Linked DNA regions of Homo sapiens: region 1 is linked to region 2. Evidence: read pairs that join two places in POLR2A ChIA-PET (ENCODE). Cell type or tissue: CD4-positive, alpha-beta T cell. All regions are shown on one strand.

The links. ChIA-PET counts read pairs that join two places held together with the same protein. Peaks named below come from ENCODE experiments on the same cell type or tissue, not always from the same donor. Only the 100,000 strongest peaks of a DNase experiment are listed, where the experiment ranks them.
Region 1: POLR2A ChIA-PET joins it to region 2 with 5 read pairs; 3 of 35 experiments call an interaction of 5 or more read pairs at or near these places.

The regions. Positions count from the first base shown.
Region 1 is chr2:74,029,758-74,034,757 of GRCh38, reverse strand. The region is part of intron 3 of TET3 (tet methylcytosine dioxygenase 3); the gene reads right to left. Among named protein-coding and RNA genes, the nearest start is that of TET3, 47 kb to the right of the region's middle. RefSeq lists a silencer at 1,871-2,016 and enhancers at 2,081-2,250, 2,321-2,420, 2,993-3,492, 3,493-3,994. In CD4-positive, alpha-beta T cell, no CTCF peak of the experiment used is centred here; a DNase peak (open chromatin) is centred at 2,147; H3K4me3 peaks cover 1,095 bases.
Region 2 is chr2:73,930,338-73,935,337 of GRCh38, reverse strand. All of the region lies in intron 1 of DGUOK (deoxyguanosine kinase), which reads right to left. Among named protein-coding and RNA genes, the nearest start is that of DGUOK, 6.0 kb to the right of the region's middle. In CD4-positive, alpha-beta T cell, no CTCF peak of the experiment used is centred here; a DNase peak (open chromatin) is centred at 3,027.

The DNA of each region.
Region 1 (5,000 bases), 99 kb before region 2:
GAGACATGTACAGAAATTTTCATGGCAGCATTACTCATAAAAATCACATCATGGAAGTATTTCTAAAGGAGCATAAACTACAGAATGGACAATGGAATATTATAGAGCAGTGTCAATGAATGAGCCACAGGAACATCAATGAATCCCAGAATCTACAACAGGGTTTTTTTTTTTTTTTTTTTAATCAATGCTCGAGGACTACATATGTCCTACTGAGTCTACAAACCTCAAACAAGCAAGCAAAATTAAATGTATTGTACAGAAATGCAAACTTATATAATGAAGACTTTAAAAAGCAAGGGAATGATAACAAAATTCAAGGTAATGGTTACCTCTGGAGGTGAAGAAGGGAGATAGGGCTGGGGGAAAACACCCAGGTAATTTCAATGATGTTGGCAATATTCCAGCTAACTTGGGGAACTGGCATGTGTTTATTATTATGCTTTATCTGTTTAACATATATAAAATACTAGGGTCAAGTATGGTTCAAGTAATACATAAAAAAAAAAACTATAATACAGCCATACCTTGTTTTATTGTGCTTCATTCTATTGTGTTTCACAGATACTGGGGGTGGTTTGTTGTTTTTTTTTTTTAATGACGAATTTAAGGTTTGTGGCAACCTCACATTGGGCAAGTCTCTTTTTCTTTTTTTTTCTCTGAGACAGAGTGTTGCTCTTGTTGCCCTGACTAAAGTGCAATGGCACGATCTCGGCTCACTGCAACCTCCGCCTCCTGGGTTCAAGCGATTCTCCTGCCTCAGCCTCCCAAGTAGCTAGGATTACAGGTGCCCACCACTATCCCTGGCTAATTTTTGTGTTTTTAGTAGAGATGGGATTTGGCCATGTTGGCCAGGCTGGTCTCGAATTCCTGACCTCAGGTGATCCGCCCGCCTCAGCCTCCCAAAGTGCTGGGATTACAGGAGTGAGCCACCGTGCCCAGCCACATTGGGCAAATCTTACTGGTGTCATTTTCAATAGCATGTGCTTACTTTGTTAGCATTTTTTGGCAAAAATGTATTTTAAAATTAAGGTATGTACACATTTTTTTAGCCATAATACTATCACACACTTGCTAGACTACAATATAATGTAAACACAACTTTTACATGCACTGGGAAACCAAAAAGTTCACGTGACCAGCTGTACTGCCATATTCACTTTATTGCAGTGGTTTAGAGCTGGACCTGCAGTATCTCCAACGTATGCCTGTTTATAATATTTAATCAGTAGATGTACACAACTGCTTAAAATGATATGGAATAAGAACATAAAACTAAATGTATTAAATGAAAAAGTGAAACTTGAGAATGTACTTATTAAATGAATGCTTTCAGAAGGTTTTTATGATGGGGGAAGTACATAATATTTGAAATGGGGGAAAAAATAGGATTCAAAATATTGCCCAATTTAACAGTTCAATTCAATCACAACGCATGCCTGTGTAAACACACAAAACAGCAAGGGGAATCATACAGAAATGTTAACAGTGCTTATCCTCTGCGTGATAGAGGATGAGTAACTTTCTCGTTTATAGTTTCCAAAATTTATCATAGGTATTTTCATTTTTATTTAGGGGAAAAAGATTTAAGAATAGAACACCTATAAAACACCTGAAACTGCAAACTACACATGTCTGTGAACGAGACGAGAAGGGAGCAGTCAGGGAAAATTTCTGGGTATTTTTTGTGCTATTTCTGTTGCTAGAGAGCTGTACGCAGTTATAACACAGAGGCAGATCACACATAATGCAGAAAGAAAATGAAGAAAATTTCTAAGAGATGAGACGCACTGGAAGGTGAAGATAAGCCTAGTTGAGATGGGGTGCCAAGCCTGAAACTCCCACCCATTAAAAGTTCTATGTAACTAACTTGCTGTTCTCGGACCAGAACTCCAAAATATAGCCCTGCAACTCTAACCTATGCAAAGTTATCGCCTGGGCAGCACACGCTCCCCTGCAGCAGGTGGGGGTGAAGGGGGAGCACAGCTGCTGGCTGCTCTGCAGGCTCCCCATGCCCCACCCCTAGCCTCTTGATCTGCGGCCCAGAGCAGGATCCAGCTCTCCTGACGGAAGCCCCTGCCTCAAGCAGCCGGTGGACAGAGGCCAGCCGGGAGGAAATCGAGCCTAACCACATCTGAGGCCTGGCAAAAAGCAGCAGCAGCTGCTCTGAAGCTGCCAGCACACAAGAACCAGGTCATGACGCGGAGGCAGCTCCTCAGCCAGACCCAGCAAGGGCCTCAACTCCCCTAACACACACACACACACACACACACACACACACACACACACACACACACACACACACAGAGACACACCCCTCTTGCAGCCGCTGGGGCCATCGCCCAAGCCCCATGGTGCACGTCCCATGGCCAGAAAAGCCCCCATCAGTTCCCAGCGAGGCAGGGCATTCTCACAACTCCTCCCACCCAACAGCACAGATCTACTCCTCATCACCCACACCTCCTACCCCAAAAGTCTAATAGGCTAAAGAAACAGAAAGCATGCATTGCTAACACCACAGTCCCCCGCAGAGCCAGTCCTTCACTAAAGGCTCCATGTACTTTCCCTAAAGAAGCCCCCAATCCCTCAAAACCCACTGACAGCTCAGGTGTGTCAAAGGGGCCAGGTTTAGAGAAGGAGGACAGCAGCCCACAGTTTTGAGTGCTGAGTGCAAACTTTAAATAAGCACCTTTACGTTTAAATGTAACCTTTCTATTCTTCCAACAATTCCACATCCATTTTAGTAGATGAGGTACAGAGAGGATAACTAACATACTCCAAAGCTCAGAATTGGTGAGTGGCAAAGTAGAATCCAACATCAGAGTCAATAGTGGATGCCCATGGCCTCCCAGGTACCAAGGTTCTAATCATTCTTTTGGAGAATGAGCTCCCACATGTGCCTCAATAAATATTCATGGATTTCAGCTTTTCACAGGAATCCCTGTGTGTTTGCCCCCACTCAATCCTTTCTGAAGGACTTAAGACCTAAGTTTTTCATTCAAAGAAATAAATCTTTAAGTGACCACCCAAAAATCTAGAGGAAAATTAATTTTTGGCAGAGGGTATCCACCTACCAGCCACAAGATCAACTTCACAGAGTAGGCTAGGAAATGCCATTTAGGGAAGCCTGCTGCTGTCCAGAAGGCAGGAAATTGGGGAGCACAAATTAATCCTCTTTATCCTAAACTTCAACTCCTGGAAAAGTCACACAACTCATCTTAGTGTGTAAAGCTTCATTATCCACAGTCACTACTCGTTTATTAGCCCAGATAACTGAAAGATGCCAGTAATCTGGGTTTGCACATGTTCATCTGAAAGGCCTGGGTGCAATGCTGGAGAAACAGAACAGGAACCTAGGCATTTGCGCAACCATTATCTGTTTCTGAGAGTCGGGGTGATGAGGAAGGCCACGGGGGTCCCTCGTCTCTCTGGCCTGTCTGTGGCAGCAGATCACCCACTCACCTGCCCACCCTGGGTTTCCGTGACCCTGCCGGTTACTGGTCCTCCTCCATTCTCCTTTTCCTCCTCCGTCCCCTCAACAGAGCTGTTCTCCACTCTCCTGCCCTCACTGCTCTCCATCGCCCCATGCTCCCCTCAGAAGCCTCCCCTCCAATCAAGGCCCCACCGCTCAGCCTGCACCAACAGCCCCAAAGTTTCCTTTTTCCTTGACTGCTTTCCAGCTACCAGACACACTTCCACTTGAATGCAACTTAAGCCCATCACATTTACAACTTAACTCAGCGCCTGCATCCTTTTCCTCAGCAACTCCCCCCCGGACATCCCTTTACAAAAAAAAATCACGTTAAGATCCATTCCCCTGGGCATCCTGGCTAAACCCTTCCATCCCCTCTGATGTCCTCTTGATGTTTCCATATGCAAGCAAACCCTAGTCCTGCCAACTGCTCCTGTAGAGCATTTCAGATCTGCCTTCTTTTTGTTTTCTCCTCATTTATCTCTCACAAGGACAAACTCAGGAGGTGGCTCCTTGACTGGCCCCCTGCCTCTGCTTCCACCCCAGAACACTACTGTTGGACTCATATTCAACCCACTGAGCCTTGAACCCCCATCACCCAGCTCCCAGGCCAGGGTGCCTTCTAATTCACAACTTACAACTTCTGTCTTGGTTCAAACAGTAAAAATAAATAAGTAAATAAATCTGTAGATAAGCAAATAAATGAACACATGAACAAATGTTATCAAGAGCAATAAAGACTACTTCCATCAAGCAGTGCTATTCCTAGAAACTTGAGCTTATAAGTTTGCATTAAAAAAAATCTTTCCACACATTAGTGAAAGCTGAAAACTCAGTATGAGGGGCTTGGTTTGGTAAACTATGATACAATTCAACAGAGTATTATACACTCATCTAAACCTGCAATTATAAACACTAAGGAAAAAAGCTAGATGAAATAGGAAGAATAGCAGAATACCATACTGTATGAAGTTTAGACTGCCAACTATGTAAAACCAAGCACACAAATGAGAAAACTAGGTAGTTTTTTTAAAAAGTGAAAATAAGTATTTGCAGCCCACAGAATTATGAGATGTCACTCACTGATGCTATCAGCACATCATAACAACCATTCCTTTCCTATATGCATACATAATTATGTATTCATTCATTTATCTCTCAAACAAATATACATTCCGCATCACTTCTTTGTGGATAGAGTAGTGAACAAACAGAGTCCTTTCTCTTGGATAGGGACTTTTTAGACGTTTGATTTTGTCTTAGATCCTATTCAAAGGCAAGTTCCTTTAGGAACTGATACTGTACCACTATCACTAACATGTGCAGGGCAACATAAACCCATGTTACATACATACTCTGTGGTTTTGAGTATGTGATGAAAGCAATGAAAACTGATATTAACAGTGACTTTATCTCCAAGTGAAGCTGCCACTAGTGTAGTTACTGACAGGATATCAAAGGCATACTACAAACTCATTATAGAGCCAGAGAAAACCCTGGTGGATGATCCAAGAGAATAAAGAGAGGT
Region 2 (5,000 bases):
GAAAGCCATACTTCTTCAGCCAATCTCTTATGATATCACTATCTCAGACTTACTGCAATTTAGTTAGATCCCAGCTTAGCTGCTATCTTTCCTTTTGAGATGGGGGTCTCTCTCTGTCACCCAGGCTGGAGTGCAGTGGTGTGATCTTGGCTCACAGCAACCTCTGCCTCCTGGGCTCAGGTGATCTTCTCACCTCAGCCTCCTGAGTAGCTGTCCAGTATGTTTGACCTGTCCAATATATTGTTTGTTTATTTATTTATTTTTGAGACAGAGTCTAGCTGTTGCCCAGGCTGGAGTGCAGTGGCACAATCTCGGCTCACTGCAACCTCTGTTTCCTGGGTTCAAGCGATTCTCCTGCCTCAGCCTCTTGAGTAGCTGGGACCACTACAGGTGTGTGCCACCACGCCCGGCTAATTTTTGTATTTTTGGCAGATACAGGGTTTCACCATGTTGCCCAGGTTGGTCTCAAACTCCTGAGTTCAAGCGATCCACCTGCCTTGGTCTCCCAAAGTGTTGGGATTACAGGCGTGAGCCACTGCGCCGGGCCACTGCTGTTATCTTTCTTTCCTTTTTTTTTTTTTTTGAGACAGAGTCTTGCTCTATTGCCCAGGCTGGAGTGCAGTGGGGTGATCTCGGCTCACTGCAACTTCCAACTCCCGGGTTCAACTGATTCTCCAGCCTCTCAGCCTCCCGAGTAACTGGGACTATAAGCACGTGCCACCACACCTGACTAATTTTTGTATTTTTAGTAGAGACAGGGTTTCGCCATGTTGGCCAGGCTGGTCTTGAACTCCTGACCTCAGGTGATCTGCCCGCCTCAGCCTCCCAAAGTGCTGGGATGACAGGGGTTAGCCACATCGCCCGGCCTGTCTTTCAATATACTCTCAGTATTATGAATTTTGGAAGGTATCAGAACTTACAAGCAGCATCAAACCTTCCCTTAGGACCCTGGCCACCAGTGTTCTCTGTTGTTATATTGCCACAACCTTAAAAAAAGGTGGAAGGTACTTTCTTAAGAGTATATTACTTCAACATGTTGATTTTCATTAGCTCCACTATTCTCATTCCACAAGCTGGGACAAAGAGTTCTGTTGTTACCACTCATCTTTTTCTAAGGCATGTTTTTTTCTCCCCACAAAATTTTCTATAAACTGACAATGCCTACCATAGCTATGTAATGCTAAAATCTAGCAGCAAGATAGCATATGATGTAATACCCAAAATAACAGATCCCATTATTTTACGTCTAATACAGCTGTATTTCATAGGAGCCTATATTTATCACCTCTAGGCATTTTCATCTCCTGAACAAGATGAAAAACATGAGAAAAAAAATCCAATTCTGAAATCTTTTACCAAAATCCAACAAAGTCAGAACATATAAAACTGTCTAATGTCTTTTTTAAAAAGTCCTTCCAAAAAAAATTGAAGTCTTTATTTCAGATACTGTATTTGATGCTGCATTCATTCACTCACTCATTCAATCAACAAATGTTTATGGAGTAGCTACTCAGAGGTAAGTACTATAACTGAAATGATGATCTAGGCTGAGAGCTTGCCCTCAAGTTATATTCCAACCCCAAGACTGAGTACCCAGGATCATACAGGCTCCAAGCTTAAAGGCATTCTAGGCAAAGTTAATAAAAATCAGTCAGCAGGCTTAAAAAAAACTTAATACATTTTACTTTGATGACCTTTTTTCATGAAAAACTGTTTACGAAAAAAAAAAGGCAAAAAATTTTCTCACACCTTCCTATGATCCAAACTCATCTGCTCAGCACAAAAGACCCTCACTGATCTGACATCCCCTCCTCCCGCCTTGCCTACCAGGTGATTCAGCTTTCCACTGCCACCTTCTCTGTGAAGCCTCCTTGAACTCTCTCCAGCGCCACTTCATCTCTAGGCAGAGTTAATTACTGCCTGCTCTGGTTTACCAAAGGATTACGCTGTAATTATTTGTTCACTCATCACTCCCTCCAGCTAGACTGGGAGCTCACTTTTGAAGACAGAGACTGAACCTTTGCATCCTGAGTATGAGAACAGTGATGGAGGGAAGGAGGTGAGTCACAGGCACAGAGAATCCACTATACAGTATTTGAAATAAATAGGCTATTTTTTCCCAAGGATTCTTTGCCCAATCATTTATACTTAAAATAAGTAAGACACATATTAGTGATGTGAAGTCACTAATTTTGAATGCTGGAGGAAACATGTTATTAGGGAAGCCCTCTACTGCTTTATGTTTAAGTTTCTTGATTGAAAAGTGCAAAAGAGTTTCCTCTTTTCTGGTTGGGTCTTTGAAAATAAGGTAAAAATGCTGAGATGACTCACTGACAGTGAGATTTCATACAGCAATCTTTTCTTCAATTTACGCTTGTAATCGTAAGATAATCACAAGAAGATGATAATACACTGTAGGGATGAACAGTCTTAAAAGACAGGCTAGGTGTTTTATTTTTTAGATTTTCAGGGGTTCTAGGTACCAAGCTTTTGACTTTCAATCACACATCTTATATGGCTTCGTAAGTCATGCTAGATGCCATTAGTTGCTACTTCACTGATCAATTTTCCTTACATGCCGCTGTCTGCACCTTCAGGATCAGAATAATAGGACTTAGAGCAGAAGGAATACAAGAAAAGCCCTCTAAACATACCCAATTTTGGTCAGGACAGGGGTTCACCTTCCCTGTTCAGGTTTCCTGAATGGGTGCTCTCATTCTGATTTGCTTGAGGATGTTACCTGTGATTAGAGAAGATGATCACTCTTGATTTAAAAAGCAGTTTAATACATTCCCTGTGTGGGTACCAATGCCTAACTTCCACATGGATATCATAGCACAGGATTCAAGAATCTGGTCAGTACTGAGTACACTGGGTCAAGGCGGGGGTTAGGTGTCAGCAATACAAAGATGAACAGCACACTGAGTGGTCAGAGCCCAAGGAAGGTGGTGAATGTGCAAACAAGCTCAGCAGAACTCAAGTGCTGCAGCAGTTGTGGGTACAAAATGTTATGTCAGCCCACAGAGGAGGCAGTGACTAATTCTGTCTAGGGAGAGTCATCAGGGTGTGTGGGGTGATGAAGAGTAGTGGGAGATGAAAGTAAAAAGAGTCAGATTAGGTCCTCCCATTCCACTTCGCATCACCCTTTTCTTGGGCAATTGCATTTACTTCCAAGGCTTCACCAACTACCCCTCTACCCACCAGTCAACAACTTCCACATCTGAAATCTCAGCACCCATCTCCGGACTCTCTTGACCTCAGGCACATATTCCAATCTGTCTCAGAACACCTCTATGTCTCACAGGCACCTCATACAAAACATATCACTCTAACCTCCCCAGACCGCCTCTTCCTTTATTCCCATCCTCATGAACCTCAGTGTCACCCTCCTCTACTCCTCCTCCTACCTCACCTCCAAGTGGCCACCACATCCTGTCAATCCCGCTTCCAAAATCTCTCTGAAACCGTCACTTCTCTGTCATTTCAGTTCTTCTATTCAGGCCTGCATCTTTCCTCCCTCCAATTACTCCAATAGCCACAAAACTAGTGCACAGACTCAACTCTGTTCCAATTCATCTATTCATTCATCCAACAAACTGGATGCAAGGCACTATGGGTACTGCAGCAAACAAAATATACAAAGAAAGTGCCTGTTTTATGGAGCTTTCTTTCTCATCCTACACAATTTCCTTTTTTAAATTAATCTGGTCATGGCACACACTGGCTTCAAGTGTTCAACAGCCTCCCACTGCCAACAGGATAAACTAGCATGGTCCACAAGGCTCTTCGACATATGGCAAATCCCACCCTTCCAACCTCTTGTTCTGCCACCCTTTCACAGGTCCCTTCAACTCCAGGCACATCCAACTACTTCTCTTTCATTAAAACTGCATGTGTTAGCTAGGCGTGGTGGCACATGCCTGTAGTCTCAGCTACTTGGGAGGCTGAGACAGGAGAATCACTTGAACCTGGGAAGCGGAGGTTGCAGTGAGATGAGATCACACCACTGCACTCCAGCCTGGGTGACAGAATGAGACTCCATCAAAAAAACAAACAAACAAACAAAAAAACCCCCAAAAAACTGCATGTGTTTCTTCAGGCTTCACCACCTTGGCACATGTTGCTTTCTATGGCTGAAACACTTTTCCCTCTTCTTCCTCTTGGGAATTCCTACCCCAGAGATTCTGGCTTTCCATGCCCAATCACAAATCTCACCACACAGTATGAAAATTATGTCGAGTCGGCCAGGCACGGTGGCTAACGCCTATAATCCCAGCACTTTGGGAGGCCGAAGCTGGCGGATCACGAGGTCAGGAGATTGAGACCATCCTGGCTAACATGGTGAAACCCCGTCTCTACTAAAAAATACAAGAAATTAGCTGGGCATGGTGGCGGGCGCCTGTAGTCCCAGCTACTTGGGAGCCTGAGGCAGGAGAATGGCGTGAACCTGGGAGGCGGAGGCTGCAGTGAGCCAAGATCACACCACTGCACTGCAGCCTGGGTGCCAGAGCAAGACTCTGTCTCAAAAAAAAAAAAAAAAAAAGAAAAAAAAAAAGAAAATTATGTCGAATCTGTTTTCTCCTACTTAGTTGTGAGTTGTGAGCTCCTTGAAGGACAGGAGCTGTATCCCATTCACTGCTGTGCTCAGCATGAGAGTGGACTCTTAGTCCTCACTCAGTAAGCCTCTGTTGCACAAGAAAGCAAGGAAGAAGCAGAGAAATTTGACAAGGTTAAGAAGCAAAAGTCAGGAAAATAGAGGGAGTTCAAACCTTATCTGATGACCTGTCCTAAGTACTTACTTTGTGACATACCCTGTTCTCTCTCTGGGATTTGAGGACAGAGCTTCCTTTAGGGGTGTGTTTCTCAAAGTACAGTACAAAACATCATATTTAAATAATAACATCATCAGGCAAATAGCAGGACTCTCCCTTCCCATTCCTTTCAATGTTTCGGATTTGGCTGGAGAAAAACACACAGCCATGGTGACTGGTCTCACTTTA